4 separate regions of the Homo sapiens genome follow, and regions 1, 2 and 4 are each linked to region 3. Evidence: chromatin loops called from intact Hi-C (ENCODE). Cell type or tissue: Calu3. All regions are shown on one strand. Links, peaks and the distances in the headings refer to the core of each region. The heading gives the core; the rest is flanking DNA. Region 1 has its middle 5.7 kb from the start of ADGRF4. Region 2 has its middle 50 kb from the start of ADGRF4. Region 3 holds the start of OPN5 (opsin 5). Region 4 has its middle 66 kb from the start of ADGRF4.

What was found. Peaks named below come from ENCODE experiments on the same cell type or tissue, not always from the same donor. Only the 100,000 strongest peaks of a DNase experiment are listed, where the experiment ranks them.
Region 1: it touches region 3 in a loop (4-fold over the local background); 4 of 110 quality-filtered maps call a loop at or near these places.
Region 2: it touches region 3 in a loop (6-fold over the local background); 82 of 110 quality-filtered maps call a loop at or near these places.
Region 4: a loop joins it to region 3, with 14 times the contacts of the local background. A loop is called at or near these places in 87 of 110 quality-filtered maps.

What each region holds. Positions count from the first base shown.
Region 1 is chr6:47,688,735-47,696,953 of GRCh38, reverse strand. It overlaps the pseudogene ADGRF2P. Among named protein-coding and RNA genes, the nearest start is that of ADGRF4, 5.7 kb to the left of the region's middle. In Calu3, for the core only: no CTCF peak of the experiment used is centred there; no DNase peak of the experiment used is centred there.
Region 2 is chr6:47,644,086-47,652,304 of GRCh38, reverse strand. No RefSeq gene overlaps it. Among named protein-coding and RNA genes, the nearest start is that of ADGRF4, 50 kb to the left of the region's middle. In Calu3, for the core only: no CTCF peak of the experiment used is centred there; a DNase peak (open chromatin) is centred at 4,504.
Region 3 is chr6:47,776,000-47,784,218 of GRCh38, reverse strand. It overlaps OPN5 (opsin 5), which reads right to left and starts at 2,187. Exons shown (of 7, transcript NM_181744.4): 1 at 2,023-2,187. The coding sequence starts at 2,152. In Calu3, for the core only: a CTCF peak has its summit at 3,277 (motif pointing right); a DNase peak (open chromatin) is centred at 3,338.
Region 4 is chr6:47,628,334-47,636,552 of GRCh38, reverse strand. No RefSeq gene overlaps it. Among named protein-coding and RNA genes, the nearest start is that of ADGRF4, 66 kb to the left of the region's middle. In Calu3, for the core only: no CTCF peak of the experiment used is centred there; no DNase peak of the experiment used is centred there.

The DNA.
Region 1 (8,219 bases), core at 1,788-6,787, 88 kb after region 3:
GTCTCTACCCAGGGTCATCCAGAGTCAACCTAATCCATGCAGTTCCTTGACATTTTTCAAGATGGTGTAGAGTGGGCTTTGGGATGCAGGAGAGAGGGCATAGCTTCTTCCAGGAATTCCCAAATAATTCCAGAGTTTTTCTCTAAGCATCCTTGGGGTTTCTTGGTTAATGATGAAGCTAAGGTGGGGTTTCTTTCCAACCATCCTGTCTCAGGGAGTGAGTATAGCTGAGTAGTGAGTACTTCCATAATAGATGTGACTGCTCAAGACACAAAGCAAATGCTAGGCCAATCCCTCCCTCTCTCCCTAGTGCTCAGAGCTGTTATCTGTGAAATGAAGCAATTGGAGTTCATCTTTTATAAAATTTGTCCAGAGTTACCATCCTATAACTATATTTGCTTCATGAAATTCCATTTTCACTTCAATATATGGACTCTGGGTAAGTGACATCTCTTTGTACCTAAGCCTGCATTGAGGAAAACCAGGACTATGTCTATCTCACCCCTTCTCTTGAAAAGAACATACAAATCTATTGGTAAATGGTAAATTAAAACCACTCTCTGACTTTATTTGTGAAGGATGCTTTTGTTGTCCCAAGATAAGCAATGCCATTTGAAAAATGACTATTTCTCCAGGTTGATGCATTTTTTTTAACTTCAGATTGATGCTTTTTGTCTGCTCAAACTTTCCTACTTATAGGAAGATTATTTGTAATAAGAAACAAAGAAAGAAAGAAAGAGAGAGAGGGAGAAAAAAAGAAAGAAAGAGAAAGGGAGAAAGAGAGAGAGAGAGGGAGGGAGGGAGGGAAGAAGGAAGGAAGGAAGGAAGGAAGGAAGGAAGGAAGGAAGGAAGGAAGGAAGGAAGGAAGGAAGGAAGGAAGGAAGGGACTGCACTCATACCTAAGGTGAGCCCCACTTTCTCCTTTGTAATGAAACGTCATCAATACTGACTTCTTGTTGGGATAATTAAAGGCTGCCCATTGCCCCTTTGCCTTCATCCACTAGTTAGATGCTGCTGCAGTCATCTATGTCCTTGCTTTGTAAAGAGGTTTTTTTTTTTTCCTCAAAGAGCTTCTACCTACAATACTGTTCTATCAGGTAACACCTGGTTTGAATGTTGAATTTGTTTACATACAGGTTAAGAAAAAGAGCAGCTCTGAATTGGAAATGTGATATTTCCTCTCTCCAATCCCAGGTATCAAAAAAGCATATTGTTGGTGAGGATTGACCTTACATTGTCAGTGTAGGCAGAAGATCTTTCAGTGTCTATATGGTCTTGAAGAGGAAGTACAGGGCTGGGAGCCAGCACACTTGGGTTTCTACCTCTGGCTCAGTCCTCGATTAGCATTGACTCACAACTCCAGACTTCCATCTCCTTAACTGAAAATGGTCATCTTTCTGTCTCAAAAGCTCTATGCTTTTCCCCTTGGTTCATGGCCAAGGAAGTTGTATCTAAGCCTAAACCAAGTTGACAATCCAATCTATTTAAATTTGAAAAAGTGGATATACTGGCAGTGGATTCCTTTTGAAAAAAAAAAATAATCTGCAATGTCCTACTTAGAGTCAGCCCAACTCTTTGTGACTATTCATGAGGCTCCTCCCTCAGCAACACACAGAATCCAGCCAGGTGAAATCTCAGGCCGCCTTTTCCAAGATGAGACAGAGGTTGCTTTCTGAAGACAAATGTGACCCAACAGCATAGAGATGGAAGCCCCAACAAAAACCACGGTTGTGGCCCCCTTTGTCTTTTTGTTTGCTGTGGCTGCCCAGCATGACATATGTAGCTATGTACAGTTGATGGACGAGAAATGTTTAGTAGCACAGAACAGCTTAGACAGAGGAGCCTTTCATCCTTTCTGCACATCACGCCCTCCTCCATCAGCACCACATGTGTGAGCTTCCTACATATTCTCCAGAAGCAAGAAGACAGGAATGAGCACATTTCTCCTTTGGGCTCTGCCATTCCTGAAATATACAACCCTGTCAAGAACAGAAGATCACAGCTTTAATGTACAGGTAGCAAGATTCATAGGCTTTACAACATCTGCATTATAAGCTCACTGTCTTGAACAATGAGCCCATTTGGGTACATCCCTTATGGCCGATGGAGAGTCTCCTCCCTTTAAGCCACTTTGGAATCCAGAGAACAGTCTTTTCTGTTGCCAACAAATGCTGAATTACACACCTTGTCTTTCTCTAAGCTGGGCCACCTCCTTTTCAGTGTAACACTTCTTGGAAAAGACCCACTTTTTATACAAGGCCCTGGACTGCTACAGAAAGCCACAAAGGCTGCTGGAGCCTGGATGTGTTGGGATGAGGGGTGGGAGGCCCTCTCTACATAGCTGAGTGCATCTATCTCTGTTTCTGTCTCTGTCATGCTGTATGTGTCTCTGTGAGTCCATCTCTCTGGGTTTTTTTTTTTTCTGCATTTCTCTCGATCTCCCAATGCATCTCTTATCCTCTCCGTGCATCTCTCTGTCTCTGTCTCCCTATGAATGTGGGTATCTCGATGTGGGTTCCTCTGTCTTCCTCTCTTTTCTGTCTCTAGATCCAGAGGGACATCGAGACACAGGATTGGAAGACTTGTGTCTGCACATGTCCTTGTGTCTAGGTGGCTCTCTTCTAGTCGTGAGCCACCATGTCCCTCTGTCTTTGTGTATCTGAATTTCTGTTTCTCCCTGTGGCTCCTTTCTCCACTTCTATTTTTCTATATATCTTTGTCTATCTCTGAGATCTCAAATGTAAATAAACGTCTCCATCATCCCTGAGGCCTCTCACAGCTATTATTTATCATAATACCTTGATCTTTTCAGGCTAGGGAAAAGAAAGGGGCCACAATGGGAAATCTGGGGATACTGCTGATATCATATAGGATGTCCTGGGATAGAGAACTAGAGAGAAGATTGAAGAGAGGGAGCAGCTAAGTAAAGCAGGCAGCTCTCCTCACTCCCATCTAAAAATCACCCAGGCTAATTTAAAAGCATTTTCAGACACGCCTGCTTAATTTTCAGGGACAAAAAAAATTTCAGTAGCTTAAGAATTTGAAGTGTGAATATATTTCCAACCATAGCTAGGTGAGAATAGACTGTATAGTAGAATCCTTTTAATGAAGAAAAAATCATTTCTAATTATAATTAATCAAATTGCAATTTTAAAAGAAATGTCACATATATGACATATATGGGAACCCCTTGCTTTGCACTCACCTCCTAGGTTAGGGATGTAGCCTGGTTTGTTAACTTGGGCCTTTGATGGGATGACAAGATAATTCAGAAGAAGCATTCTGTTGAAGACAAAGTAAAATTGCATTTATTAAATATCATTATTAGTCTGTTTTCAATTATCACAATTATTCAAAGCATCTAGGGAATTGTGATCCACAGCAATTTCTTTTATTCCTTCACTTTATTCCTCTCCTCTCCTTCTGTTGTTTTTTTTTTCCTTGAGACAGAGTCTCACTCTGTCGTCTAGGCTGGAGTGCAGTGGCGCAATCTCGGATCACTGCAACCTCTGCCTCCCAGGTTCAAGCGTTTCTCCTGCCTCAGCCTCCCGACTAGCTGAGACTACAGGCATCCACCACCACACCCAGCCTCGTGATCTGCCCACCTCGGCCTCCCAAAGTGCTGGGATTACAGGCATGAGCCACTGTGCCCGGCTCCCTTCTCTCCTTTTTTATATTGGAACTGCTGACAACATAGGAACTGACTGCTGTGAGAGATCCTCCTCCTCCTTGGCCTGGCCTGGCTCTGCCTACTGAAGGAGACCCTAATTTGGGAGGGTGTTGGACAGTGGAGAAGACATTGAGTGGCATGGAGAGAGAGAGACAGCAAAATGGCTCCAAGATCTCAAATAACTCTTTCTCAGCTGGTCTGCTGAAATCCTCAGCGTTAAAGCCAAGCCCTTGTAATGCACCTGTGTCCAGAGGATGTCCTCGTTTTTTAGAAATGTGTTGCCTAAGATAGGTAATACATTAACTCACTGGTAGAATTACTACCACATAAACATAGGCTAATTCATCACTTCAGATATAAAATGAACACAGACAAGCAAATTTATTATGCTGGGTTTGGGAAGCAGGACTGATACTACCCAAGCAGGTGCCATGAGGAGGGGAGTTGAATCTGGACTACAGAAGATTGCTACCTAGGGATTAGAGGCCTACAAAGCAGAAGAGAAGAGCACAGATGAAACACCTACTTCTGTCCTCTGAGCAGGGTTGATAAAACTAATTGCAGGCAGTGACCTAAAGTTAGTGAGCAAGAAATGAAGGGAGAAGTGCAAGAAATTAGGATAAATTTACCTAGTACCTAGGCCAGTGATTGTTAACCCAGATAGCACGTTAGAATCACTGTGGAGCTTTAAAGAATGCTTAGGCCCTACCTCCAAGAGTTTCTAATTTAATTTTTCTTGAGTACGGCCTGGAAAGTGTGTGTGTGTGTTTTTTTAGACGGAATCTCCCTCTGTCACCCAGGCTGGAGTGCAGTGGTGCGATCTCGGGCTCACTGCAACTCCTCCACCTCCCAAGTTCAAGTGATTCTCCTGCCTCAGCCTCCCGAGTAGCTGGGACTACAGGCATGTACCACCACACCTGGCTAATTTTTGTATTTTTAGTAGAGATGGGGTTTCACCATGTTAGCCAGGATGGTCTCAAACTCCTGACCTCAGGCAATCTGCACACCTCAGCCTCCCAAAGTGCTGGGATTATAGGCGTGAGCCACCATGCCCTGAAGTGGTATATTTTTAAAGCTTCTTAGGTGTTTCTAAGGTACAGCCAACAACACCACTGAATCAGACAATCGACAACTACTCATAAAATGCTGGATATTATTTTGACTTATCAGTCACATAAAACCACAAAGAGAAGTGGAAGAAATGACTAGGATTTTATGACACTGAAAAGCAGAATTTCTCTATGATGACCTGAATGGATCAATTCTGAAACACGTAAGGAAAGGAGCAAAGCTAAATTGGAAGGGATTGAGAGAGTCAGGACTCTCTCCTGAGAGCACCACGGCAGACCAAAGTGAAAGAGGAGAGTACTTACATCAGGGATGCTTGTTGGAGACAAATATTTTCAATGCCAGAACACTTCAGGGAGTCTTTAGATGAATGACCCTCAACCTTGAATGTACATTAGAATCACCCGGGGAGCTTTCAAAACCCCCAAATCCAAGCCACACTCCAGACCAATCAAATGAGAATCTCCAGGGGTGTGACCGAGGCAACCCCATTTTTTGAAGCTTCCCAGTTTATTTTAATGTGTAGCCCAAGTTGAGAACCATTGCTTTAGACATTTATTAATGTCATTTGCATTAAACTTTGGGTCTTTTTTTTTTTAAAGCTGAAAAGGGTACAGAGAAACCAGCAGACTCCCAAGTATGGAGACCAAAGACTAAAAACAAGACCAAAGGTTAGGTAAGAGTAAGGCAAAAGGGAACAGGAAAAGAGAGGGAAGAAAGAGAAGAGAAGAGGAGGGCTGAAGAAATCAACAGAGAGAGAATGGGAAGGCAAAGAACGAGGATGGGGCAACACTGCTCTCAGGGCCACAGGGTGCCCAGCCCCATCAATTAGCCTCTCTCCATGCAGATCCCCTGAAGCCCCAGTCCATGACAGGAGATGTGGACCCTAGCAGACACTGGCATGGGAGGCTCTAGATCACCTCCTTGCTTGTTTTGGGTGTATTCCTTGGGCCAACCCTGAATCTCCTTTTGCTGCCATTTAAAAGTTTTTTAAAAAATTGAGCGGCAGTTTTTCCCTCCCTCAAAACAGTTCATGGCCCTCATTCTTTGCATAACAAAACAATGTTTCTAAGTCACAGGAATAGAAGATAAGTTAACGACCCTGTTATAGTCCAGCCTGCTGTCCAATGACTGAATCTTCTCTACAGCAACCCTGTGCAGGCCCCAAGCCCACTTAAGCCACTTCAGTACCATGGCAGCTGGCCCCTCTTGAGCAGTTCTTTGTGTAGGATCAGAATTTGTTTCCCTGGAGTTTTTACACTTTGGATGTGGGCCAACTGATTGGAGTCATAGAGAACAAGTGAGATGTCATGGGAACCTAAGACTTCTCTCATTTCTTTCATCACCTGCTCTCCTACTATGTGGTTTGAGATTCACCCTCCAACGCCAGCCACCTTGTCACTCTCCTCTAAATTCATGTAACTCCACTTGCATCTCTTTGCATCCCCATATTCCAGAAAGAATCTCAACTGTTTAAGAGGCACCCATCACTTCTGGGAAATCCACACTGCAAAGTGTTAAGGTGAGAGTGTTAGCAACACTCCATATGCCAGAAACTCCAAGATTGTTATCTTGTTAAACTTTTAAATACAAAAATGAATATGAAAGCTTTACCTCTGATATTCTGGAGCTCCTTTTTGCAGAGGCTACTCAACCCTTTAAGGCTTCTCTTATCTGGATATTTAACAAAAGAAGTTAAGAATTAGAAGATCATAAGAAGATAACACGTATGCTTGGGCCTGGCAGATATTGTGGCCAGGTACTGTGTTAGCAGCTAGGTTCTGTTGGAGGGATATGGTGGCATCAGTGACCTCTGGTGGAGTAGTCTTGGAAAAGGTGGAAAGATGGGAAGAGAAAAGAGAGGTGGAGATGGCATAGGATACTCACTTTCAGGGCCTTAAATATGGACCCAATGCCTGAGAAATGCAGTTTGCCACAAGTTTGAGAATTCCTCGACATAGCTTCTATTTTTTTTTTCTTGAGATTCAGTCTCACTCTGTTATCCAGGCTGCAGTGCAGTGGGGCCATCTCGGCTCACTGCAACCTCCGCCTCCCGGGTTCAAGCAATTCTCCTGCCTTAGCCTCCCGAGTAGCTGGGATTACAGGCGTGTGCCACCATGCTTGGCTAATATTTTTGTATTTTTAGTAGAGACAGGGTTTCACCATGTTAGCCAAGATGGTCTTAATCTCCTGACCTCATGATCTGCCTGCCTCGGCCTCCTAAAGTGCTGGGATTACAGGCATGAGCCACCGCACCTGCCCTAGCTTTGGCATTATTTTTATGGAGCACTTCCGTAATCACTTCTCACAATTTGTCAATTATTCAAATCACCTTTTCTAGAGGAAAAAAAGTACTATACAACTGGACATGGTGGCTCATGCCTGTATGTAATCCCAGCACTTTGGGAGGCCAAGGCGAGTGGATCACTTGAGGTCAGGAGTTCGGGAACAGGCTGGTAAACATAGTGAAACCCCCTCTCTACTAAAAATACAAAAATTAGCCGGGCGTGGTGTTGGGCACCTGTAACCCCAGCTACTCGAGAGGCTGAGGCAGGAGAATCGCTTGAACCCAGGAGGCAGAAGTTGCAGTGAGCTGAGATCACGCCAGTGCACTCCAGCCTTGGCGACAGAATGACACCCCGTCTCAAAGAAAAAAGTACTATACAACATAGCAACAGTCCATGAAATTCTTCTTCCCTAACTAGGTCATCCTGTCCTTTTCTCTAAGTCTTGCCTGCTGAATACAGGCCCTCTTCTTATTTCTGCTATACAAAATATTATTCACCTTCCAAGGCCTTATAGAAGTTCTGTGTTCACAATTCATATATGCCAAAGTCCTCCAGCTCAGGGTGGCTTCCCCCTTCCCTGCAGATGCCGTATTCTTTGTCACACACAGACCTCAAACCACCCCTCAGGGTTGGAGGACGGTGTGCTCAAGGGCCCATTGGGATCCGTGAAGATACATTGGCACTTCTACTTACATTTCTTTGTTCTCACCCTTTTTTACTCTTAGGTTTCATAATGTATGTAACACTTTTTAGGTTAATAATGAACACATCTGGGGATATGTACTCACTGTGTTTTACTAATCCTAAAAGTTTGAAGACTACTGGTATATACAACTTTTGGTCAATGAATCATGTATGGTCCTGTGACACTTTGGAGTATTTACCTTTCATATCACAATTGCAAAGGTAAGAGGTTTTCATCTTGATAGAAGGTTCCATGACTTGGAGTTCTTTGCACATCTCACCTAACACTGGTAAACTAAGTAAAAATGTGGCTGCTGGTACTGTGGCTACAGATACTAGTTGTGTTATTATAAATAATAGAAACATAATCCTGTGGCATATGATTGGGCGATACCTTAAGTGCTTTGCGTTTTTACCTACAAAATTGCATTTGTTCTTTGTCATAATCTAATGGAGAAGGCAGAGAAAGCATTACTATCTCTACATCCCAACTGGCTCTGTTGCCAGGC
Region 2 (8,219 bases), core at 2,225-7,224, 130 kb after region 3:
GATTAAACTCTTCCAGTAATGAATAGCTGATCTCCACAGGAGGCAATTTTTCTAGTCACATTGCAATTGTATTTTTCCCTAAGTAGGCCAAAATATGCCTGTTTGTTATTGACAGCTACTGTCAACTTTACAGTCCTCTCTCAAGTTTATTCATCTTTAAAACCCAAACCTGAAACAAATGCCCTCTCCATGTCCGTACACAAGCAGTTGAATTTGGCAGGTATAAAATTACAGAACAAAGCCATCTACCATGCCTCATTCACCGTAAGGTGCCATTGATTATGATATTCCCATTGTTTTATGAACCATAAAGAAAACAACGGTGGCAATTAAACTATGAAACAATGCGAGGAAACCAACAATACTAGGAAACTATGGAACAGTGCTAGAATGCATCCCAAATTCTGAGGTTGAAACATGTGCATCTTAGAATTGATAAAATATAACATGGTAGTTTCACTTTAAAATAATAAATACAAAATTCCACACAGCTGGTCAACCCTGATATGATTCACTGGCCGGCTCGTTTTTCCATGATCCTGGATGACTAATTACATTCATTGGCTCTCCTCAAACGGTTGATGCAACTCTTCCCCAGCCTCACCTAATATTTTACAGAGAAAATCAAAGCCACCAGATGAGGATTTTATCTTCTTCTCGCCCCTAAACCCACGTTCCATCTGCATGTGCTCCAGCCTTCTCCTCCTTCTTTCCTGTCATGTGAGAGGGAGTCTCTGTCGTCCTGTCAAAATTAGTCCCTTCAGAGGAGCTCTGTCCCTATCTCCTCAGACATTCTTAAGGGCTGCATTTCTTTAGATTTTCTTCCTGTTTCCTGCACCATCAATCTCTCCCTCTACTATGGATAATGCTATTGATGTTTAAATATGCTCAAGTATCTTCCTTCCTCAGACAAAACAAAGCAAAACAAAAGTCTCCTTCGTTTTTTTGTCCTCTCACTGAGTCTGCCTCAAGTCTCTCTTCCTGGCTAAACCTTCTGAAAACTGTCCGCACAAGCTGTCTCCACTTCTATCCTTGCTGTTCTCATGCTCTTCATGCCATTGAAACCAATTGTATAAAGGTCACCAATGTTCTCCATCTTAACAGTTCTATAATTAACTCTGCCCTCATTTTGCTTGACATCTCGGCAGCACTCAATTCAGTTAACCATTTCTCTCTTTTTTGAAATATTTCCTTCTTTAATTTTTATTTTTTAAATTGTGGTTTAAAAATAATGCAAAATTTACCCTGTTAATTAAGTGTACAGTTCAGTAGCATTAAGTATATTCATATTGTTTTGTAACAGGTCTCTAGAACTTTTTCAGGCAATACTGAACAACTCCCCACTTCCTCCTCCTCCCAACCTCTGGCAACCACCTTTCTACTTTCTGTTTCTGTGAATTTGACTACTTTAAATAACTCATATTTGTGGAATCATACAGTAGTTATCCTTTTGTGACTGGCTCATTTCACTTAGCATAATGTCCTCAATACTAATTCATATTGTGACATATGACAGGGTTCCCTTCTTTTTATGGCTGAATAACATTCCATTTATATATCTGTCACCCTTTCCTTATCTACTTATCTGTCAACAGACATTTGGGTTGAGGAAACACCACTCTTCTTAAATTTGTATGTACCTCATTTTACTATTTCCTGTATGATCTCTTCTCTACCAGAATTCTAAGTGTTGGAGCTTCTTAGACCTTCTCCTCATCCCTCCTCCCCTCCATACCCCATTCCTCCCTTCTCTCCTCTCTCCCTTTCCCTGGAGGAGCTCACCCACTTCCACAGCTTGGATGTCCAGGCCACACTTCTCTTCTAAACTCCACATTCACACGTCAGCAAGTCCTGTGGTTTCTACCTCAAAATATATCTCACATCTGTCCATTTCTTTATACAGTCATGAGCCACAAAACGATGTTTCAGTCAATAGACTACATATATACTGGTGGTCCCATAAGATTATAACACCTTATTTTTACTGTACGTTTTCTATGTTTGGATTTGTTTAGATATACAAATGGTTATCATTGTGTTACAGTTGCCTACAGTATTCAGTACAGTAACATGTCGTACAGGTTTGTAGCCTAGGAGCATAGGCTATATCATACAACCTGAGTGTGTAGTAGGCTATACCATCCAGGTTTGTGTAAGTGTACTCTGTGATGTTTGCATGATGACAAAATCTCCAATGACACATTTCTCAGAAAGTATCCTCATTGTTAAGTGACACATAACTACATCTCCATCCAGTCCCAACCATCTTCCTCTCTGGCCTGTACTAACACAAACACTTTCTAATTGTTCTCTCTGCTTTCACCCTTACCCCCTTTCAATCTGTTTTTCAGAAATCTTGTAAATATATATTCAGTCACATGGCGTCACAGATTAAAAACTATTCTCATTACACTTAGGATAAGATCTGTGTGCCTCATGTGGCCTGCAAGGCCCGCCTGACGCAAGACCTGCCTGCCTCTTCACCCTCCTCCTGGGCCTTTTCTACCTCTGTCCATGCTCAACCAAGTATAAGGGCTTCCAATCAGCTCCTGAAACTTACCAAATGCCTTTCTACCTCAGGGCCCGTGTATAGCCTGTTTATTCTGCCTGGGATCACTGTGCATATCTCGTTCTCCCCAGCCCCTCACCTTACTGCTTTCTTCCACACACACACCCCACATTCTTTGTGCGACTGGCTATTTCTCCTCTCCAGGGTGCAATAAAAACTAACATGAGGAAAGAGAGCCTTAGGAAAGTGTGGATCTTGCCTCGTGTGACCCTGAGACTGAGGGCTTCCTTCAATGCTGTGTCATAGGCCCCACCTGCCTCACCCTAATCCAGCCTTGCTTCTCTCTCGGGTCTTAGCTTCAGTACCTCCCATGGAGGCCTTCACTGCCCATTCTCTCTAAGAGGTCTCCCCATCCTTCCAACCCACCAACTCCATAATCCTAAATTACTGTGCCCTGTTTGACTCCCTTAGTTCATGTATCTCTATTTATAATTATTTACACAGTTGACTCTTGAACAACATGGGGGTTAGGGGTGCCGGCCCCCACATGCAGTCAAAAATTTGTATATAACTTTTGACTCTCTCCAAAACTTAACTACTTATAGCCTGCTGTAGACCAGAAGCGTTACCAACAACGTAACAGTCAATTAACACATATTTTCTATGCTGTATATATATATTATATACTGTATTATTACAATAAAGTAAGCTAGAAAAAAGAAAATGTTATTAAGAAAATTAAAAGGAAGAGAAAATATATTTCTATTCACTAAGTGGAAGTGGATCATCATAAAGGTCTTCATCTTTGTTATCTTCACACTGAGTAGGCTGAGGAGGAGGAAGAGGAGGGGTTGGCCTTCCTATCTCAGGGGTGGCAGAGGCAGAAGAAAACCCAAGTATAAATGGGCCTGCACAGTTCACACTTGTGTTTTTCATGGCTTAACATTTTGGGATTGTCTCTTTAGCCTCCCTCTCCCAGGAAAATAAGAGCTGTACACACACAATAGTGTTTGTTTGGTTTTGAATGAATTTAATAGTTACAATTACTTTAACCATCCATCCATCCATGAGTGAACATGGCTTCAAACTCTCATCAATCTTCTGTTCATCTTCTTCTGCCTTCTGAATGGAGGAGGGGAAAAGGGAGGAAGGAAAAGGGTTACCACAGGACTCATATGGAAAATAAGACTTCTGTGGGTTTCTTTAATTTCCAAGGGTAAAGGATAATGCAAGGTCTACTAGACCCAAGATTCTTGAAAGGATCCAGAGAAATTTTAACATTTAAGCCAATATTCAAGATGCAAAGGTAATTTGATATGACATACATAATGTTGCTCTTCATACATAAGAAAAACATCTCACTTTTAACATGTCAACTGCCCAGAAGACCACCAGAAAAATCCATTGATCAAGCAAAGTTAAGGCTGTTAGATGTATTGTACATAGTAAGAGATGCCACTACCTGGGCAGTCTTAGTAAGTTTCAGAAGTAGGAAGTCGAGGGAGGATATTCACAGGGTTTTCAAGTCTTAAAAACTAGGAAACTAGTTGGGGTTGGGCAGAGTTCATGACATAATGGCTTGGATCAGTGTGCACTGCATGGACAAAGGCTTGAGCAAGTTGTGATAAGCAAGCTGTTACTCTTGATCATAATGTAGCAGGGCAAGCTGCAGACAAAACCCCTCAAACACCGAGTTAAAGAAGGAAGGGCTTTATTCAGCCAGGAGCTTTGGCAAGACTCACATCTCCAAAAACTGAGCTGCCTGAGTGAGCAATTCCTGTCCCTTTTAAGGGCTTACAACTCTAAGGGGGTCCACATGAAAGGGTTGTGATCAATTGAGCAAGCAGAGGGTATGTGACTGGGGGCTGCATGCACTGGTAATCAGAACAGAACAGAACAAGACGGGATTTCTACAATGCTTTTCCATACAATGTCTAGAATCTATAGATAACATAACCGGTTAGGTCAGGGGTCAATTTTTAACCAGGCCCAGGGTGTGGCGCCGGGCTGTCAGCCTGTGGATTTCATTTCTGCCTTTTAGTTTTTACTTCTTCTTTCTTTGGAGGCAGAAATTGGGCATAAGACAATATGAGGTGTAGTCTCCATTATTCCCCCACCTTTGAGAACCTCACTCATTAGTGGGAGTTCTCACTTTCATCCTCACTACCCATGTCTTCTTACAAGACAGATCGATAGTGATTCATGTAGTACACTTGTGCTGAAGTATTTTGATGGACTAAGGTAGTAACAAAACTTTTTATTACTTGAAGGAGTAAACGCAGCACACAGGGAAGCAACAAGCAGGTTCCTATTACTATTATAATTTTTATTATAGGAGTTTTAAATCCTCCTACTGCTGGAAACCATTTTCCAAACATGGACCTAGGATTAAACCTATGCCACTCCTGCATGGGCACATGTGCCAGCTTTGTTATATGTTTAACTACATCTTTAACTACTTGCCCTTGGTCATCTATGTGCAGACAGCAATTGGTCAGGTTAAACTTTCCATAGACCTCTCTTTCAGCTGTTAGCAAGTAGTCTAGGGCTAGTCTATTTTTATAGATAGCATTTCTCATCTGAGTTTCTTGCCAGGCTAAAACAGTTAAAGCTCTGCCAGTTTTATTAGTGATTATTTCTAAGACAGCTTGTAACTGTATGATTCGGTTGAGCATATAAATGGGGGTTCAGTATCCTTATGAACCATCTTGTGCTCAAGTGGCAGACCCATAGTACTATATGATTCTTTCAGGGGGCCGCTCGTCATCTTTCCAGTCACCTATAACTATGCTTCTCTTTTCTCAGGAAGCATAGACAGGGAAGCCTAGGAGCTCACCTGTTTTTATGGGCAGTAGGAAAAAGGATGGTTTAATGGTGCCAATAATACAACTACCTGCCTATTGGTCAAGTAACTTGGCATAGGCTCTATGCCCACATATCCGGTATAATCCAGTGGAGGCTGTCTAGTCCCGATGGGACTCCAGGTGGGTCCACATTGTTTGCAACTTTGGAAATTTACTAAAGGATTTTTCTCAGTGTGGTTTGAACTCCACCAGGTGGCTGTTTTTGTAGTGCTATTATATGGTTTTTGCCCAAGGCAGCTGAGTCTTCCTACAGGAAGGGTGAAGTCCTTCCCCACTCATGCTATACGGTATTGTCTATGATTTAGGCTTTTTGAGCCGGGAATTCATCAGGAACTGGGTCTGTAGGTAATACTTCTTGGGCTTCCCATGGTCTTTGATCTCCCATTACAGTTCCTCCACATACATAACATGAAGTGACATTGAGAGACTGGGCTACATGCTTGGCTAATTGCAAAAACAAATTTCTTGTTTTTCCTGGAATTTCTGGTACTGGCACATTCAGTTCATCATAGAAGGTTTGAAATACCGGTTCAGGAGCGCATTTATAAACTTCTCCTCAAACCATGATATTTACTCGAGGATCCAGTCCAGCCCCATCGATTCCTAGGGTTACACGCTCCCCTTTTTTCTAGCGAGGATCAAGGGGGTTGGTTATTTAGTAATAACTCAGGGGTTACACTGACCACTGATACAGGAAGGGCCACTTTTCCCTTTTTGAAGGTGAACAGGATCCTTTTCATTTTTTATCCAAGTAGCCTAAATGACACAAGACCAGTACACATTCATTTTCACACAGTCCTAATTCAGGACAAATGTACTTATTTTCTGCCATATAGCCTCTTTCCTTATTAAGAGAACCACATCCTATTCCTAACTTATTATTATTAATGACAGTACAGGCATCAAATTTCAAGGTGACTTGTCTGGGCACCCCTTTTTCTTCTGTTTTGGCTAACACTTAACTCATATCATTTATGAGCCCCCACCAGTCCTCAGTCCTTAATCTTGTTTCAAAAACTGTGGTCATGGGAGGCTCAGATGGGTCATAACACACATCAGGTTGGTCATTTCCTGGGCTACATACCTTGTATAGAATAGCATTATACAAATGAGTTCTTTTTAGACTCCTGGTACACTTATAATAACCATAAAATAAGAGGACTGTAGCAACTTTTTGTCCTACCTCAGTGGCTTGATGTACACACTGGGAACAGTCCTCAGTCTGAGGAAGGTCAGTTGAAATCCTTAGTGTACAAGTCCAAATTTTAAGGAAAATGAGCCCACGATGAGTTTTCTCATGCTTCAGTCATACGTGGACTAGTCAGCTTATGGGTGTGACTGGAGCAGGGCTTGTCGTCTTCTTCAGAGTCATTTTGCAGAGGTTGGCGAAGCTGCTCCCGTCCACGTACAGCTCACAGTCTGCTGATGTTCAAGGATGGTCTCAGAGGTTGGACTCACTAGAATAAACTGAGTCCAATACCTCTACACAGTTATGTTTAACTGGGCTCTCTGATACCAGCAGCAAGGTGGCAGGGTTTAGGGTGCTGCAAACTTCAGTGGTTATGCGGGGATTTTCACATAGCAAGCTTTGGTACTTGGTTAATCTAACATTTGTTAGCCAATGATGTCATTTGGTATTCATCAAAGTTACCACAGCATGGGGGGCCTTTATATTCAGGTTTTGCCCAAGGGTTAGTTTATCTGCTTCTTGTGCTAACAGGGCTGTTGCTGCCAGCCTTAGACATGGGGGCCAGCCTTTGGAAACCCCGTCTAGTTGTTTTGAGAGATAGGCCCCTGGCCTTGGCCAGGGCCCCACAGTCTGGGTTAAAACTCCAACTGCCATTTCACACATAGAGTGTAAAGGGTTTTGTCAGGTCAGGTAGCCCCAGGGCTGGGGCCGACATTAGTTTTTCTTTTAACTCATGAAAAGCTCATTGCTATTGGTTGTAATAGATGTAGTTTATCCAATCTACATTTTTATTAACTGTCACCCACCAAAATATTGACTCAAATCCTGCAGCTATTTGATTTCAAGCTTTAAATTGATCTGGTATTCCCCATGGGACTCCAATTGCATCTAAATAGATATGAGAGTCGAAAGACCCATAAGGGGCTTCTCTCGCTTTATGATGTCTTATTTTCTCTCCCTCTGGTTGATGAAATGCCAGGGTGGAAGGGACGGCCAATTGGACTAAAGCAAAAGTGACACTCCAGTTATTCAGCAGAGTGCCCAGTAAAGGTTTACCACAATACCACCACACATCCGCTGGGGGATGAACAAGGGCTGACTGATTGATAAGCTCTTGAAAATTCTCAAGCTCACTGCATCCTTTCAGGTCTCCAAGGAATGCTAAGTTTCCTCCCTGTCGTGAGAGACACAAAGCAAACTTAGTGTTGGGAGACAGAAGCTGGATGGCCCTCGGGGACTGACCTGCAGGGTGCCAGACTTCGGGATATAGCAGAGAAAGCTTGGCATGACTTATTACTCCAGGCTGTACAATCCTGGAAAAGAACTAACATGCAGCCCACACCTGGTCAACAGGAGGACCACCTTAGTGGAAAGGGGAAAATCTGGGTCTCTGGCCTGCCATGTGCACAAGCATAACAATTGCTTTTGTTTAACATGTGGACAGAATATTTGATCCATTCCAACCAGGCATTTGTATCTTGGTATCCTGTCTTAATTACCAAAGTTTGTTTTAAGTCTTTAATTTCTATGATCCTCTATAAAATGAAGGTATGATATTAGGAAATGACAAAAACTGGTTGGGGCAGTCCATCCTTGCTCTTTAGTGGTCCACAGAACATTGGACCAACTATAGCATAAAAGCTCTACATTGTGGGGC
Region 3 (8,219 bases), core at 1,036-6,035:
GTCCAAACCCCTCCAGTCGACCCCTCTCCTCACCCTGCGTGACTGTTCTCTAACATACCATTGGCTCCACCTCCTAGTGCCCTGATCCTCCTGAAGCTCCCCCTGTCCAGGGACTCTTTTTCAACCTGTTTTTCTGGCTCCATCTCAGCAAACCCACTGGAATATGATTGTGGACTTTCCTTCCAACTCCATGTGTATCAGGTGGGAAATTCTCCTGATTTCCTCACCCTGGTTGCAATCCTCCTGCAATCCTCCCTGCTTAAGATTGGGAATGGACTGATAGGCCTCTCTGTTTTGTGTTGTCTGGAGAGATTTGTCAGGTTATTGATGTTACTTTTTTAATTCATTCCTTGAAAGTGATGGAGCTATGCTAAATACAATTGATCAAGTTGCTTATTTTTCTGCCTTTTCTGTTAATTGAAAGTACTTAAGTTTAATAAAAATGCAATGTGGATTTTACAGAGATAAGACAGTTTCTGTTCCAGCAGAATGTTTGCCCATTTTATTCTCTGCTCTATTCCCAGCAACTTAAAACAGTGGCAAAGAGTGGGCGCTCAATATATATTTATGTTGAAAAGAGATGGGGACTCATTTATAAGAAACAGAATTTAAACTAGTAAAACACTAACAACAATAAAGACAAAGACCCAGGGAATCACTTTACAGCAGAATTTGGTTGAATCACATGAGTTCCTTTTGCCTCAAGTACTGACCATAGAGGGATATCAAGTATTTTCTAATGAGTTTTGCTACTTTCAGGAGGTTAAATGAAATTCTTAGCCAGTAATAAATAGATGAGAGAGGGAGAAAAAGAGAGAAAGGGAGGAAGGGAAGAAGGGTGGAAGAGAAAGATAGAAACAAAGAGAAAAGAGAGAGAGAGCAAGTTTGACCCAACATCTGAAAAAATTAAAGGCAAACAAACCTAAAGACATAACCCACCTTCACACTGGTCACCCAAAGTTAAAACAACAATTTTAAATTTAAGAAAAGTATGGTTTCTTTTCTTAAATTTAAATAGGTGGTTAAATTAAATCCTAACTGTCTAGATTAGTGCTATCCAGTATAAATGTAATGTAAGCCAGAAATGCGAGCCACATATGGATTCTAAAATTTTCTGGTAGCCACATTAAACAAAGTAAAAATTTACAAAGTAAAAATTTAATTTATAAATTTAAAATTTACAGTAAATTAATTTTAATAATATATTTTATTTAGCTTAACATACCTAAAATGTTGTATGTTCAACATGTATTTAATTTTTAAAAATTATTAATGAGATATTTTATACCACTTTTTGTTGTACTGAGCCTTCAGTATCTGGTGAGTATTTACACTACAGCAACTTTCAATTTGGAAAAGCCACATGTGGCTACTGAATGAATGAGATCATGCAGTCTAGAAGCAGGTGCACCCTTTCGTCAATTATGCACAAAAATCTTTTGACCCCGGACTTTCTTCCATTTATCACCAACACATTTTTCAACTGTCACCAAAATGGCTTAGCTATTTTGATGCGACTTTACTTTTAGGTGAAGTAAACTCAGTGTTTCTGCCATTACTATAGTACTATAGCACAATAGCACAATTGAGTTTTGCACAGTTGTGAGAACAGGAGACTGACCTAGATTATTTTTAAGGCCCATTCTCAACCTAAAACTTATGATTATGTCAAAAACATTATTTAAAAAGCACTCTGTTTAAATAAAATATCATTATCATTAATTTTGGTATTCAGAAAGTAAATCTACTCCCAAAGTAACCAAAATGAAATGGATAAATAATTTTGCTGTAAGAGTTCTTGGATTATCAATGGAATTTTATTCCTAATAATAATGATAATAAAGAGTCATTTCTAGGAAACATTTATTGAATGCCATAATGCCATTCCATCTTCTGCCTTTCCCCACTCTTCGCCTCCACTAAACTATCCACTTAAGTATCAGAATCCTTTCACAAAATTAACATATCAGCCCATGAATTTTCTAAATGCAGCCTTTGCACAGAAGAATTAAGGAAGCTTACCAATTATTGTTAGGTAAAAGCCAGCCACTAAATCCGCTTCCCAAGAAAGTTTGGAAGCAAAAGGATCCCCATCTCGAAGGTAATGGGGCAGGCGCTCGTCCTGAGGCAGGGCAGTGTGATTTAACGCCATTCTGTTCTCGAACCACGAGGGATCTGAAAAGCAAACCAGTAGAGATCTCAGCAGACCTGAATAAGCCAGCTTGAACCATTTCATAATCGTGGCTCCTGTTTTAAAACAAAAAGCAAGTTCCCAGGGTCATGCATGATTCTCTAATTAATAACTGGTAAAAATTTTAACATTTTTTTCAATGATCCAATTATGTCATTACTCAGTTATTCGGTTGGCAGATTATCCAAGCCTTCATTTTCTCCTCTGTTTTCTCATGCTACTCTTTGAGCCACTTCTTTTCTCCTTGGGGTGATTAAAAGGTTGAAGGCCAAACTGTGCAATTTACTGTTTCTTAGCAATTTTTGTAAAGGTCTGAGCAGGAAATGATATTGTATGGAGTGTGCACACATACACACACACACACTATATATATATAATTTATGTATATAAATTATATATAATATATAAAAAATTTACATATGTATATATATAACTTGTCAGAATATAGTATTTTTTGATTATCCAGATTTCCCAGAAAATCATTTCCATTGTACATTCAATGAGGTTTAGAGTTTTGTAAGGAAAGAAATAGAGCATTCAGTACAAAGGAACATGGACACTTAATTAATTGAAGCTAAGAGCTAGGTGATTGTCAAAGTGATCTTGAAATTTGGAGCTATTTAGAAAGGATTCAAGCTGGGTTGTAACTCACAGGCACATCCACAGGAAGGTTTGTTTCTCAAGTTTCCTAGAGCAGAAAGCAATTTCATTATTTCTCACCACTGCCCCAAATCCATACTTTCTATTTGCTCATTTATGCTTCTGGATGAAATCTTGAGCATTGAGGAATTTCTCAGATACACAGGTCTTAGTACTGTTTCTTTTGAATTGGAGTTTTAAAAGGTTTACACAAAGTCTTTGATGGGCTTTCTGCAAAAATAAAAGTCACATGATATCCCTCATCCTGAAACTTGGAGTCGTGTGTTGTTCTTCAGATAAAGTATGCTGCTGATGTTAAAACTTCCTTTGGAAGGGTCATTCCTTTGTCATGATTGTTCCTATTTGTTTTGAAAGGGGAAGAAATACTAGTGTGGCTGTTTCTCTTTTGAACTTGCCTATTTCAAATCGAACCAACAGATGTCACTGTTCAGCTCTCTAGGCAACAATTTCGGGCATTATATGAGACAGCAAGTGGAACACAGAGTTGTGTGCCCCACAGGCGGTGACAGGGTGATCGGCACATATCTAACCATGTAATTCACCTTCGCAAAAGACATGAATTTAACCCCTTTCTAACTGCCAACTTACAGCTTACAGAGGAAGGCTAGTGACCCTTTCAGTGGCCAGTTGGCTGAAACTACAGTCTCCTACACACAGTTTGAGGACAGTCATGTGCTAATGTTCATTCCAAATCCTTCTCCCTGAGATGGTTAGAAAGCTGTAGGAGAAATCTTTGGCTGCCAGATGCACCACATCCCAAGACCTACCCCAGGTGAAAGTTTATCTTTACCTTTCAAACTCCTGATTCCCCTTTGACTGCCTCTTGTTCTGGTAAACTCTCTCCTCCCCAAAGATTGCCCCCGCCCAACTGGCTGTCCAGTCCTGTCCTCCACCTTAGCTTCAGAATCATAAGATGAAGGTTGGAGTCCAGCTGTGATACCCACCCTCTGATCTTGAGCAAATCATTTAAACTTTCTGAACTGCAACCACTTCATCTGTAAAATGGGCAGTCTCCTTCTTACCTGTCACTCATGCTTGTTGTAGGAGCAATAGGATATCGGACTCGAAAGCATATTATGAATGGGGGGTCCTGTATATTTATTATATGCTGAGATGCTTACTTTTCCCAAACTTGCCTATCCATCAAGATATAGCTATTGTATAAGAGATTTCCTCAGGGTCCCATGCTGAATCAATGGATGCTTGTGTGTTAACTCAAGTATTCACTGAACATCTACTACAAACCCAGCATTATGAGGTAGGACAACAGAGGTTTACCATGTTATCTAGACTTAGGGAGGGTATCTATCATTTTCTGGACAGAGAAAAGATGCAACTAATGGTCAGAAAATATAATAATAATACAAGAATATAAAACAATAAAATGCTGCTTTACTTGGTTTTAGAGAATTTTTTTGAGATAGGGTCTCACTCTGTTGCCCAGGCTGGAGTGCAGCGATGTGATCAGTGCTCACTGCATCCTCGACCTCCTAGGCTCAGGTGATCCTCCCAACTTAGCCTCCCGACTAGCTGGGACCATGGCACACGCCACAACACCTAGCTAATTTTTTTTATTATTATTATTTGTAGAGACAGTATCTCTCTATGGTTCCCAGGCTGATCTCAAACTCCCGTCCTGGGGTCAAGGGCTCCTCCCACTTTAGCCTCCCAAAGTCCTGGGATTACAAGTGTGAGCCACTGAACCTGGCCTAGACAATAATTTTTAAAGCAAGGAAATAATACTATTTTCTGAGGAATTAACTAGACTGTGTGTGTAATATCAAGAAGTGTCCTTCCTATATCGAGAAGTACCCAGGCCTTGCACAGCCTAAGACTCGATATGTTAATAATGAAAATGATAACATAAAACTTCACTTGAGCCCCCAAGGGGCTTTAATAAGCAACGAAAACAGTAGAGAATATTTTCAGTAAGAAAATGACATGAGCTAAGATTTGGAGGAAAAAATGAACATAAAGTGTATAAGGGATGGAAAAAGAGTTGTTCCATGGGAACAGAGTTCATCATGGAGAGAAGTGGTAGCCATCTTGGCTTGGTAAAATGGGATCTTGTCCTGTAGAGCCTTGCCTGCCTGGCAGAAGAGTTGCTTTTGACATATCATAGGTGGACTTATTTTTTTTCTGACACTGATCAAAATTAATGCTATTGTTTAAGTTTGGAAATACAGTGTTTGAGAGTTTCTAGTTCTTTTCAAAGACACAACTTAGACACAACTCTTCCTGAGGAACACTGCGAGAAAGAGGCAGAGAATCCTAAATACATGGTTATTTGGGAATTCTTTTTTTTTCCACTCTTCTTTATACATTACAAACTCATTTTTCAACTTCACACTTTACACTTATTTTCCCCATATGTAATTTGTGTTCCATTTCTTCTCAGTCTATCCAAATTCCACTTGACCTTCAAGCTTTTATCCAAAGTCTACATCCTTCAGAATATAAAACTGGCTCCTTCAGTCACTACTAAAATACTCCTAGGAGAAATTAATCCACTTAATTTACCTAATTCTTCCTCTGGTTTACCTACACATGAGTAAAATAACTTTCAGTTCATAAAGAAATTAGAGGTACCAGTGCATAGTATGGGATCATTATCATTATTTTGTTGAGGTGCTATTTCATCATTGATACAGAATTATACTTTTTGCTGAAAACAGGCTATAGCAATGCAACCATCATAAATATTTTTGCAGAACACTAACTGTACTACTTAAAATAATAAATGCAACACATAGTCATGACTGAATTTGTTCAGAGATATGTTTTAGAGAGTTTCTTTTTCAGTATTGAATGTGCCTGAATTACCTCATTGTGTAAATAAAATAGTCATTTGTCGATTCCTTCCCTCTTTTACCTCCTGTATTTGAAGATTGCCTACCGCCCATAGTAGATAGATGCTGTCCTATCTACCTTCCCAGGTGGTCAGGGCCCTCAACACCACATCCCCCAGTTCCCTGGGATGGCATCCTATGATCAAACCAATGGTTCCCAATCAGCTGCATATCTGAATCTCTTATGTACTTATTTTTTATTTTTTGTATATTGTTATTGTTGTATTTTGTATTGTAGCTATTCTTTAGGTACTGTAGTCTGGGTACAACTTCCAGGGTCTATGATATTATTTCCAAGAGGATCAGTTTGTCGAATTTTGTAACCATGGAAGCTTGCCTTTCTTGCACAATATTTCATGGCACTATTGCTTGGGAAACAACATATGGGGGTTGGAGGAAAGTATCCTGTTTAAAAGTGGAGGAGAAACTAAATGACTTGTCAAAATTTCTGCTGAATTTATGATTCTGTGAAAGATATAAATGAAACTTCTTGGAGTAAGTTGTATGTGATTATTCATGTTAGCATAATCCTTTAAGCCATAAAATATACTCCACTGCTCTCACATCTGCTAATCAATGGTCTTTTGGACCATGAATAAATCTTCCTAAGACTGTTCTCATAACAGCTTATTATGGAAAAAGCTGAAAACATCTCCACTCTTCATCACCCATAAAAGTTTTAAATATCTTTTGAGTTACCAGAATTAGCCATTTAAAATCCTGTATTATTCCACAATGAAAAATTAAAGAATATCTTTAGATGTAGCCAGAAGTCCTCATGTCCAAATTGAATGGACTTACAAATAGGTATAAGCAAATACGGAAGAGAGAATGGCACAGGTTCCCCTCCTAACAGGAAATAAACACAAGTTCGTACCAAGAAACAGAGTCCAACTCTGTTAGACTCTATCTAGTCTTAAAATTATCTTCAAAAAATATTTGGCAATAAATTTCCCCTTGACCTGCTAAATTTTCCCTGGTTTAATGCAGGAAATACCAAAAAGCATGGGCAGTGTGGAGAGCCACTTATGCAAGGTGAAAGTGACCTGCCCAAAATGGTCTTCTCCACTGGCCTGCTCTGGCTTCTGAAACTTTTGCCATTTTTTGCCTGAAGCATCATCACCACGAAATTTCTTTCTAGGGATATACTATCTGAGAACATGAAATTTGAATCTACCGGAATCCATGAAAACTTCAACATAAAGTAGTTTCTGAAATTAGTTACTTGAAACCTAGTAGAAGCCAGCAGACCTCAAAATAGGTGTAAGATGGTGCAGAGTAAGTTGGAAACAAACATCGAAGGCCAGGAAATGTTCAGGAAGTTAACAAAGAAACACCCACGAACTAGAGAGATGTCCAAGAAAGGTAAGCAGATAATATTCAATATCTCGAGGTAAAATGTGCTCAGTGTTAAGCCTGATAAAATGTAAGTAAGGAAACATAGTTTATTAAAAATTCAGAAATCCTTTAGCTGGTTTACACAGGTCTTTAACAAGTGGGTGATTGCCCATTTCCACTACTGTTCAAAAGGATTACCCACAATAAGCCTACAGGAAAAAGGATTTGTGGTCAGATTCATTTTTATACCAACTTCAGAAATTTGTGCCAGCCTCTAGGCTGGTGTCTTATGATAAGGGACCAACAATTCAGGACTAAGCTTCTTTCACTCAACCCCAGCGAGCCAGCTGGCATGGGCCATGATTGTGTGCAGGGACGACCACAATGAAGACCAGCAAGTTTTCCCAGTCGTCCAGGGACAACCACACTGGAGACCAGTCAGTTTTCTTCCGTTACTCCTTCTGCATGCTAGCCTCTCTCCTGTCTCTATCGACCTTCGGATTTGACCTCCCCATTTGAGCACCACAGTGGTTTCAAGCACCTCCCCTTTCCTTTCCTATCAAAATCTTCTCTAAAAAAATGGAATTGATAAATCTTGTTGACATGGTATGACATTTATAATACATTTTATGGAAAAACACTAATTATCAAAGAGTTATGAAGCATTTTTAAGCGAGAGAAAACTATAGAGAAAGATACCTAGAAATATATATGCCAAAGTGTTAAAATATATTTTTATTATGTATAGTGTTAGCATGGTTATGATGTATAATGATGTTAGGAGTAATTCTTTCTTTACTTTTTATTTGGAGAGTGAGGATACTTGGTAATATAGCCACTTTTTTAATTGTTTAAAAATGGCATACTAATTTTGCAATATTGTCTATATTTTTAATAAAGAATTTGTTACAAATTATAACATTAGTGAAATTGCTACACCCATCCATTTATTCATTCATATATTTATTTACCACGGATTATGTGCAGGCGCCTACTCAGTCTATAAATTACTTCCCTTGGAAATTTGCCATTAATGAGATGCCTTACAGAAGCTGAAATTGAAGGTTTTTCTGCGAAAGACCTACTCACAGCCCTGAAGTCTCCCCACATAGGTAAGCAGCTCACATCTGTGCTCTAAGCATGTGCCAGCACTGCCTTGGATGTGTGTCAGCCAGAGGTCA
Region 4 (8,219 bases), core at 2,749-7,748, 150 kb after region 3:
TACCTGTCTGACAAAGGGCTAATATCCAGAATCTACAAAGAACTTAAACAAATTTACAAGAAAAAAACAAACAACCCCATCAAAAAGTGGGCAAAGGATATGAACAGACACTTCTCAGAAGACACTTATGCAGCCAACAGACACATGAAAAAACGCTCATCATCACTGGCCATCAGAGAAATGCAAATCAAAACCACAATGAGATACCATCTCACACCAGTTAGAATGGAGATCATTAAAAAGTCAGGAAACAATGGGTGCTGAAGAGGATGTGGAGAAATCGGAACACTTTTGCACTGTTGGTGGGATTGTAAACTAGTTCAACCATTGTGGAAGACTGTGGCGATTCCTCAAAGATCTAGAACTAGAAATACCATTTGACCCAGCCATCCCATTACTGGGTATATATACAAAGGATTATAAATCATGCTGCTATAAAGACACATGCACACTTATGTTTATTGTGGCACTATTCACAATAGCAAAGACTTGGAACCAAGCCAAATGTCCATCAATGATAGACTGGATTAAGAAAATGTGGCACATATACACCATGGAATACTATGCAGCCATAAAAAGGATGAGTTCATGTCCTTTGTAGGGACATGGATGAAGCTGGAAACCATCATTCTGAGCAAACTATCACAAGGACAGAAAACCAAACACTGTATGTTGTCACTCATAGGTGGGAATTGAACAATGAGAACACTTGGACACAGGGTAGGGAACACCACACACCGGGCCTGTCATAGGGTCGGGGGAGGGGATAGCATTAGGAGATATACCTAATGTAAATGATGAGTTAATGGGTGCAGCACACCAACATGGCACATGTATACATATGTAAAAAACCTGCACGTTGTGTACATGTACCGTAGAACTTAAAGTATAATAAAAAAATAAAATAAAATAAAAAAAGAAATCCAAGCCAGGTCAAAACCAAAACCCAAGTATCAAGCAATCCAAGTCAAGTCAAAAACAAAAACCAAAGCGCAGGTACAGGCTGCCATGGGTGATCAGGCCACGCTTCCACTCAAATGGAGTGGGCGAGTTCCGAAGACCAGTCTTACCAAGTTTCAGATGTCCAGACTCCTAGTGCCAGTTCCTTCCCGGTGTTCAGCCACTGCGTTGATCCTCCACGGGGGCCTGCCAGGCACTGCTCTGGTGAGCTGTTCCACTAGGGCAATTGCCTACCCGCGAGCGCTCTCAGGATTCGTGTTGCTCAAGCTGGCTGGAGTCCCCCACAGGGATGTTCCACAGGGCAGACCTAAGCCTCCTAAGGGGCTGCCTCGAAGTCTGTTAATCACCTCGCTTCCCGGTCAGGGAACCAAGAAATGTAGCAGGACAAGCCACAGACAAAACCCCTCAGACACCAAGTTAAAGAAGGAAGGGCTTTATTAGGCCAGGAGCTTCGGCAAGACTCACGTCTCTAAAAACGGAGCTGCCCGAGTGAGCAATTCCTGTCCCTTTTAAGGGCTTACAACTCTAAGGGGGTTTGCGTGAGAGGGTCGTGATTGATTGAGCAAACAGGGGGTACGTGACTGGGGGCTGCATGCACTGGTAATCAGAATGGAACAGAACAGGACAGGGATTTTCACAGTGCTTTTCCATACAATGTCTGGAATCTATAGACAACATAACCAGTTAGGTCAGGGGTCAATCTTTAACCAGGCCCAGGGTGCGGCGCTGGGCTCTCTGCCTGTGGATTTCATTTCTGTCTTTTAGTTTTTACTTCTTCTTTCTTTGGAGGCAGAAATTGGGCATAAGACAATATGAGGGGTAGTCTTCTCCCTTAATAAGCTATTTTGTTTTATTCAGAATTTTATCTTCCAAGAGCAAATATTTCCTGGAGAGCAAGTACCTAATCTATTTTTGTTTGCTTTTGGTATTTCACTTGGGACAGGAAAGAATGTCCAGTACCAGTATTGTTTATCACAAGGACAGGAAAGTATGTTGGTTTGAATTCTCAGCCATCAGGAAAACTTACTTCTAAAGTTCTAAAATTCACCCTCAAATTTTTAATTTATATTTTCTCTTCTTTGTCCACCACCCAGTTTTCCTCAGCTTTGTTGTTTAAGTAGTCGATAACCTCATTTCTTATCTTAGTCACTAAATAGGCTTCAGGCTCAGATTTGATCAGCAGGGGATCTTATTATCTTCCTCTTTCCAGTGTCATTATCTACCATGAAATTAGTTGTCTAGCTAATTTTAAGAGTCTAGTTGTTGGAATGGTGAATTATTCCCAGGGTAAAGTGTTTCCTTTTCACTGTATTCATCAATGCCCCTCAAAACTCCCTGGGCAAGTCACTATTTATTCTGGGGATGATTTTTTAAAACACCCCCCACCTAAAAAGTACTTTCACTCACTGGTAAGCTGAATCCTTTGTCTGAAGCCTTCCTTTACTGCCATAAAGAAGGGAAGGGTGAATACCACAGCATAGGGAAAAGAAGGCTAGAATATAGGAACATTTCAATCTGACAGGAAGCAGAGAGCCTGTGGCTGGCAGAATAATCCCCACCACCACCACTGCCACCTAGATATATACACACATTCTAGTCCCAGGAATCTGTGAATACATTACCTTACACGGCAAAAGGGATTTTGCTAATGTGATTAAGAGCCTTCAGACAGGTGGGCCAAATGTAATCACAAGGGTTTTTAAGAGTGGAGAGGGAGACAGAATCAGGGAGAGGTGATTATGCATGAAGGATGGAGGACTGCAGTTTAAGAAGGGCTCAACCCTCTACAGGTGGCTTTGAAAATGGGGAAAGGGGGCCATGAGCTAAGAATTGCCAGCAGCCTAAAGAAGCTGGAAAAGGCAAGGAAAGGAATTTTCCCCCTAGAGCTTCCTTTGGAAGCCTTAATTTTAGCCCAGTGAGATTCATGTCAGACTTCTGACCTCCAGCATATAAAATAATACATGTCTATTGTTTTTGCACCACTAAATTTGTGTGATAATTACAGCGGCAATAGAAAGCTAATCCAGAGCCCTTCTGGTTCTGAACAAGAGAAGTTCCGACACAGAGAGCAAGAGCAAGGGCCAGGCAAGAGGTGAGATGTCTTCTCACATCAATACTCAACTAGGGAGGAAAGGGGCAGAGGAGAGCAAGAGGCTCAGAAACACGGAGTCTTGTCTCCTCCTGCTCCCTAGAGGATGTATCCACTTCTTGCACACACAGACACCACACTAAGAACAAAGGCAGATCCCTGAGTGAGGAGAAACAGCCCAAGGGAATTTTATGTTGATTGCTACTTATTTTGTATATGCAGTGATTTATAATTTAAACCAGATGACAGCTGGGCATGGTGGCTCATGCCTGTAATCCCAGCACTTTGGGAAGCCAATGCGGGCAGACCACTTGAGGTCAGGAGTTTTTGAGACCAGTCTGGCCAACATTGCAAAACCATGTCTCTACTAAAAATACAAAAATTAGCAGGGCATGGTGGCACATGCCTATAGTCTAGCTACTTGGGAGGCTGAGGCACAAGAAACACTTGAGCCGGGAGGCAGACGTAGTGAGCTGAGATCATGCCACTGCACTCCAGCCTGGGCAACAGAGTGAGACTCCATCTCATACACGTACAAAAAAAATAATCAATTAATTAATAAGCCAGATGAGAATGTAGCCTTTGAATGGCAATTTTTTTCTTGCCTCAGTAAGAACACAGGTTCAGATCAAGATAAACAAACATAAAGGCATTTTTGCATTACACATACATTCACAAATTCAATAGACTAAAACGAATATACATTATTTTATTTCATTCTCTACTTCTCCCTCTCTCTCCATGGAACTGGTGATAATCTTGGTGAGACTAAGGAAACGGTCCCTGAATACTTTTATGTATACTATGTTGTTTTTCTCATACTCCAGGATTTTTATCACTATTAAGAATCATAATCACTAGTTTTGTCACTTGTTCAAAATACTGTCTAAGCCCTGGGTCAAGACTTACTGATATCCATGAAAGGTTTTGCTTTTCCCTAAAGCATACTGCAGATGGCTGGCTATTTTGTCAGTGGAAAGATCTGTGTGATGTTGTCTTGCTCTGTCCTCCTATATAGCATGTTTCACTTCTGAAGTCTTTCAGGTGACCACGTTCCTTCTGGGGTAGGACTATTCTCTGCTTCTGTGACCCTACAGTCACATCATCACCACAATATGGACATTTTAACCCCATTTTGGAGAGAAAAGTCATTTCCTGCTTAGAATTTGGGCAGAAAATGGATTCACTTTTTCAGGCATGGTCGTGGCACCATAGACTCTCTCCACTGACCACTGGCTCTGGACTGTACTGGCAGACTCCAACTCTATATGAATTATACTAGACTTCACATAGGAAAAAGACAGAAGTGGCAAAACCAGAGATGCCCTACCAGAAACTCCTTAAGAAGCCTGGAGCACAAAGCTCACTACAAAACTATTATATGAGCTGGTTACATAAGCAACCATAAATGGGATTTGCTTTCTCTTTGGCCTGGTTGTGGTAGGAGCACATTGCAGGACAAAATGGAGGAACGGGAGGTGCCACCAGAGAATCAAGGACAGGAAGTGGCAAATAACACATGTGAGAAAAGGTTCAGGACTCACTGCAGCAACCTGGGGTCAAAGGAGCCCTCAAGGCGTCAACATCCAACAGAAATGACAAACAAGAGCAAGATGGTTTTGTTGCTGCTGTCTGACTTGTTCTCCCAGAACTCAGGGCCTCCTTTCTCCCTCTTCCCTGAGTAAACGGCAAGAAGGAAAGGGTTTAAATTCTGGCAAAACAAAGTTTTTATGTCTCTTTAGATAAGGAAAGGGATAAGACTTGAGTGATTTGCCAAGTTCACACAGCTACTCATTTTTAGAGCCAGTTTTCAGAGCGAGATCAGTTCGATTCCAAGGCCCCAACTCTTTTTACCCTATCATGTGGCACTTAGCTTGGGGAAGTAATCAGGCTAGGGAAGTAGGGTTGGTTGTGTCCCAGTTCTGGGTGAAGGTTGGAGCCCTCTCTGATTTTATTTGCAGCTGCTACCTGTTTATGGTTTCAAGACACATATAAGCTGAGCTTTATTTGACTGCCATCTAGTGGTCATTTAATTTTGTTTTTTTCCTTTTTTCTTTTTTTTTGAAAGACAGGGCCTCATTTTCTTGCCCAGGCTGGAGTGCAGTGGCGCGATCTGCAGCCTCAACCTCCTGGGCTCAAGCGATCCTCCCGCCTCAGCCTCCCAAGTAGCTGAGACTATAGATGCACACCAACACACCCAGTTAGTTTTTGTTTTTGTTTTGTTTTTAGTAGAAACAAGGTCTCCTTATATTGCCCAGACTGGGCTCTAAGCTCAAGCAATCCTCCCACCTCAGCCTCCCAAAGTACTGAGATTTCAGGCATGAGCCACCGTGCCTGGCCCATTTAATTTCTTTATGGAAGCTACGTAAGGTTGTTTATTGTGTTTTTGCTGAAAAGCCATGAAAACCATTTAAGTTTGCAAAGATGTACACTAAGAAATGAAGAACGTTTCCCAAAATCTTGTGTGACCACATCACAGAGAAATCTAAAAACTATGAGATCCCTGAAAATAGACTTTACATTTAGTCTCTTACTGGTGGAAAAATGTTGACAGACTTAATATAAAGGATCACAAAGAGTGAAAGAAGTAAGACTAGACTAGAAGAAATTAATATTCCCCAGGCAGGCTCCTTCTTTCCTATATATTATCTATGTAGAGAGGCAATAAAGCTTATGAGCAAAAGCACAGGCTTCAAAACTCGGTTTCTTGGGCTGAGTTCAGCTCCAGGCCTTATTAGCTCAGTGGCCTTGGCCAAGTTGCTTAACCTTCCTTAGCCTCTTTCCCGTGTGTGGAGTATAATACCTCCTAGCACGCAGGATTGTTGAGATGATTAGATAGGATAGACAGGTAAATTAGATAGCAATTACTTGGAATAGCACTTGGTATGTGGTAAGCACAATATAAACATTAGCTATGTTTGACGCGATGCCTACTTTTAAAGGTAAGTTTACTATAAAATGTAGGGTAAACTGACCATCTAAAGTCCAGTATATAAAATTTGTTAAATACATTTTAAGAGCCTAATGCAGTCCCTGGAAGAATGTCTGTTTTATAGCAATCGGCATGATAGTGGTTAGTCTTGAGGAGATATTATACTTGAATATTTGAGGAAGGAAGAAAAGGTAGGAGACGGTAAAGACAAGGGGTAGAGAGAATACCTCCCCTTTTGTCACTTATTCATCCACTAAACATTTACTGATTGTCTACTACATGCTAAAGACCATACTAGGTCATTTTAGGTCAGTGGTTCTCAAAGTGTGGTCCACAAGGTCAAAACAACTTTCATGATAATACGAAGATGCTAGTTGCTTTTCTCATTGTGTTGAGATTTGCACTGCTAGTGTAAACGCAGTGGTGACGGTGACTAGAACTGCTAGGCACGCATCAAGACAGTGGTACCATTTTGTTACTGTGTTCTTCACCACCATACCCAGTACAGGAAACCCCTTCCTTTTATCAAAGTGAACATTTTATTTTTCTCTTATAATTTCATATCATGCATTGAGATTGATAAATTTCCTGATATGAAATCTCTCCCTGTGAGATTTGGTTTATGATGATCAGGTTTAAAGTTATGCTGGATTCATAAAATAAATTGGGTGGCTTTCCATCTTTTTCTACAGTTTGAGTAGCTTAAAGACCAATTAAAACACAGCCATCATCTGGCCTTGCTGTCTTTCTCAGTTGTAGAGCCTTAAATACGTTTCAAATTCACTTACGGTGTGTTTAGTCAATTAAAAATTTCAACTTCTTCTTTGAGTCAGTATTCATTCTTTAAAGTTCCATAACTTAACAGATGTCTTGGTGTTACATATCATGCCATTTTTTTCCTCCTGGGACATAAAGGATTTTAATCAAGGTTTTCTTCTGGACAACTTTTTTTTTGTTATATAAAACACAGGTATCCATAAAGATACTTGTGTCTGATTACTCACGTTTCCATGGTGTCAGTTATTTGATGAATAGCACAGCAAGGAAGAAGAGCTATAAATTGTTAGCCAAAATATTCTCTCATTACATCTGTCTTCCCTAAGAGCATGTCTCCTTCTCCTTGGTTTTCAGACTTCCAATTATTAGGGCTTACAGTTAGTGAGGCTTCTCTTTCAGCTCCACATTCCCCAGCTATCCTTCTGTACAGGATTTGAGCCTACAATGATCAGATGAGCCTTTCAGAGAAATCTGCATCTGGCACAAAGTCTGGGAAAGTTTATATCAGATTTCAGGTTGCTCCCTCCAAAACATTTGGAAGGTATTTTTACTATTATAAATTGTAGCTTCCTTATTTCATCTGAAAAGCAATGTTTTTATCTTAAATCTGCTTTTTAATCTATTAATATCAAATCTTTTTCATTGTACTTACTGTTTTTAATGAGTCTCAAGGGAGGAAAAGACAGTAAAAATGTCATCACTCCGTCACATCGTTTACATTCTGTTCAGTTAATGTTTAGGAATATCTCTAAAAATCCACTCTACCATGAAAAGTTAACATGTGATTTTATTAAAGAATTGTTACTCATTGGGCATGGTGGCTAATGCCTGTAATCCAAGCACTCTGGGAGGCCGAGGGGAGCAGCGCGGATTGCTTTAACTCAGGAGTTCAAGACCAGCCCAGGCAACATGGTGAAACCCAGTATCAAAAACAAAACAAACAAAAAAAAATTAGGTGGGTGTGGTGGCATGCACCTGTAGTCCCAACTACTCAAGAGGCTGATGCAGGAGGATTGCTGGAGCCCAGGAGGCAGAGGTTGTAGTTAGCTGAGGTCGCACCACGGCACTCTAGCCAGGGTAATAGAGAAGGACCCTGACTGGAATAAAAAAAAAAAAAAGTTTCTCAATGCACTTAAAATGTAGTTTTACTTTCAATAACTTTATTCACACACTTTTAAAGGGAACTGAAATGTAGTCAGTAAGAAACACTTGGAACCTGATAGGAAATAATACCATCCAATAGTTGCAAAATAGCCACACCTTTCATGACAGAAAAAAACTATTGACTCTATACAAAAAATACTGATATCTATTTGTGAATTTATTTTCCTTACATGGAAGAGCAGATTCACAAAAATGGTGTCAGTGGTAAAATAAATGCAACAGGATTCAGAAAAAAAAATTTTAACACCCAGACCCAGTCTCTCTTGCATCTTGAGAATACAGCCTAATAAATCCAGG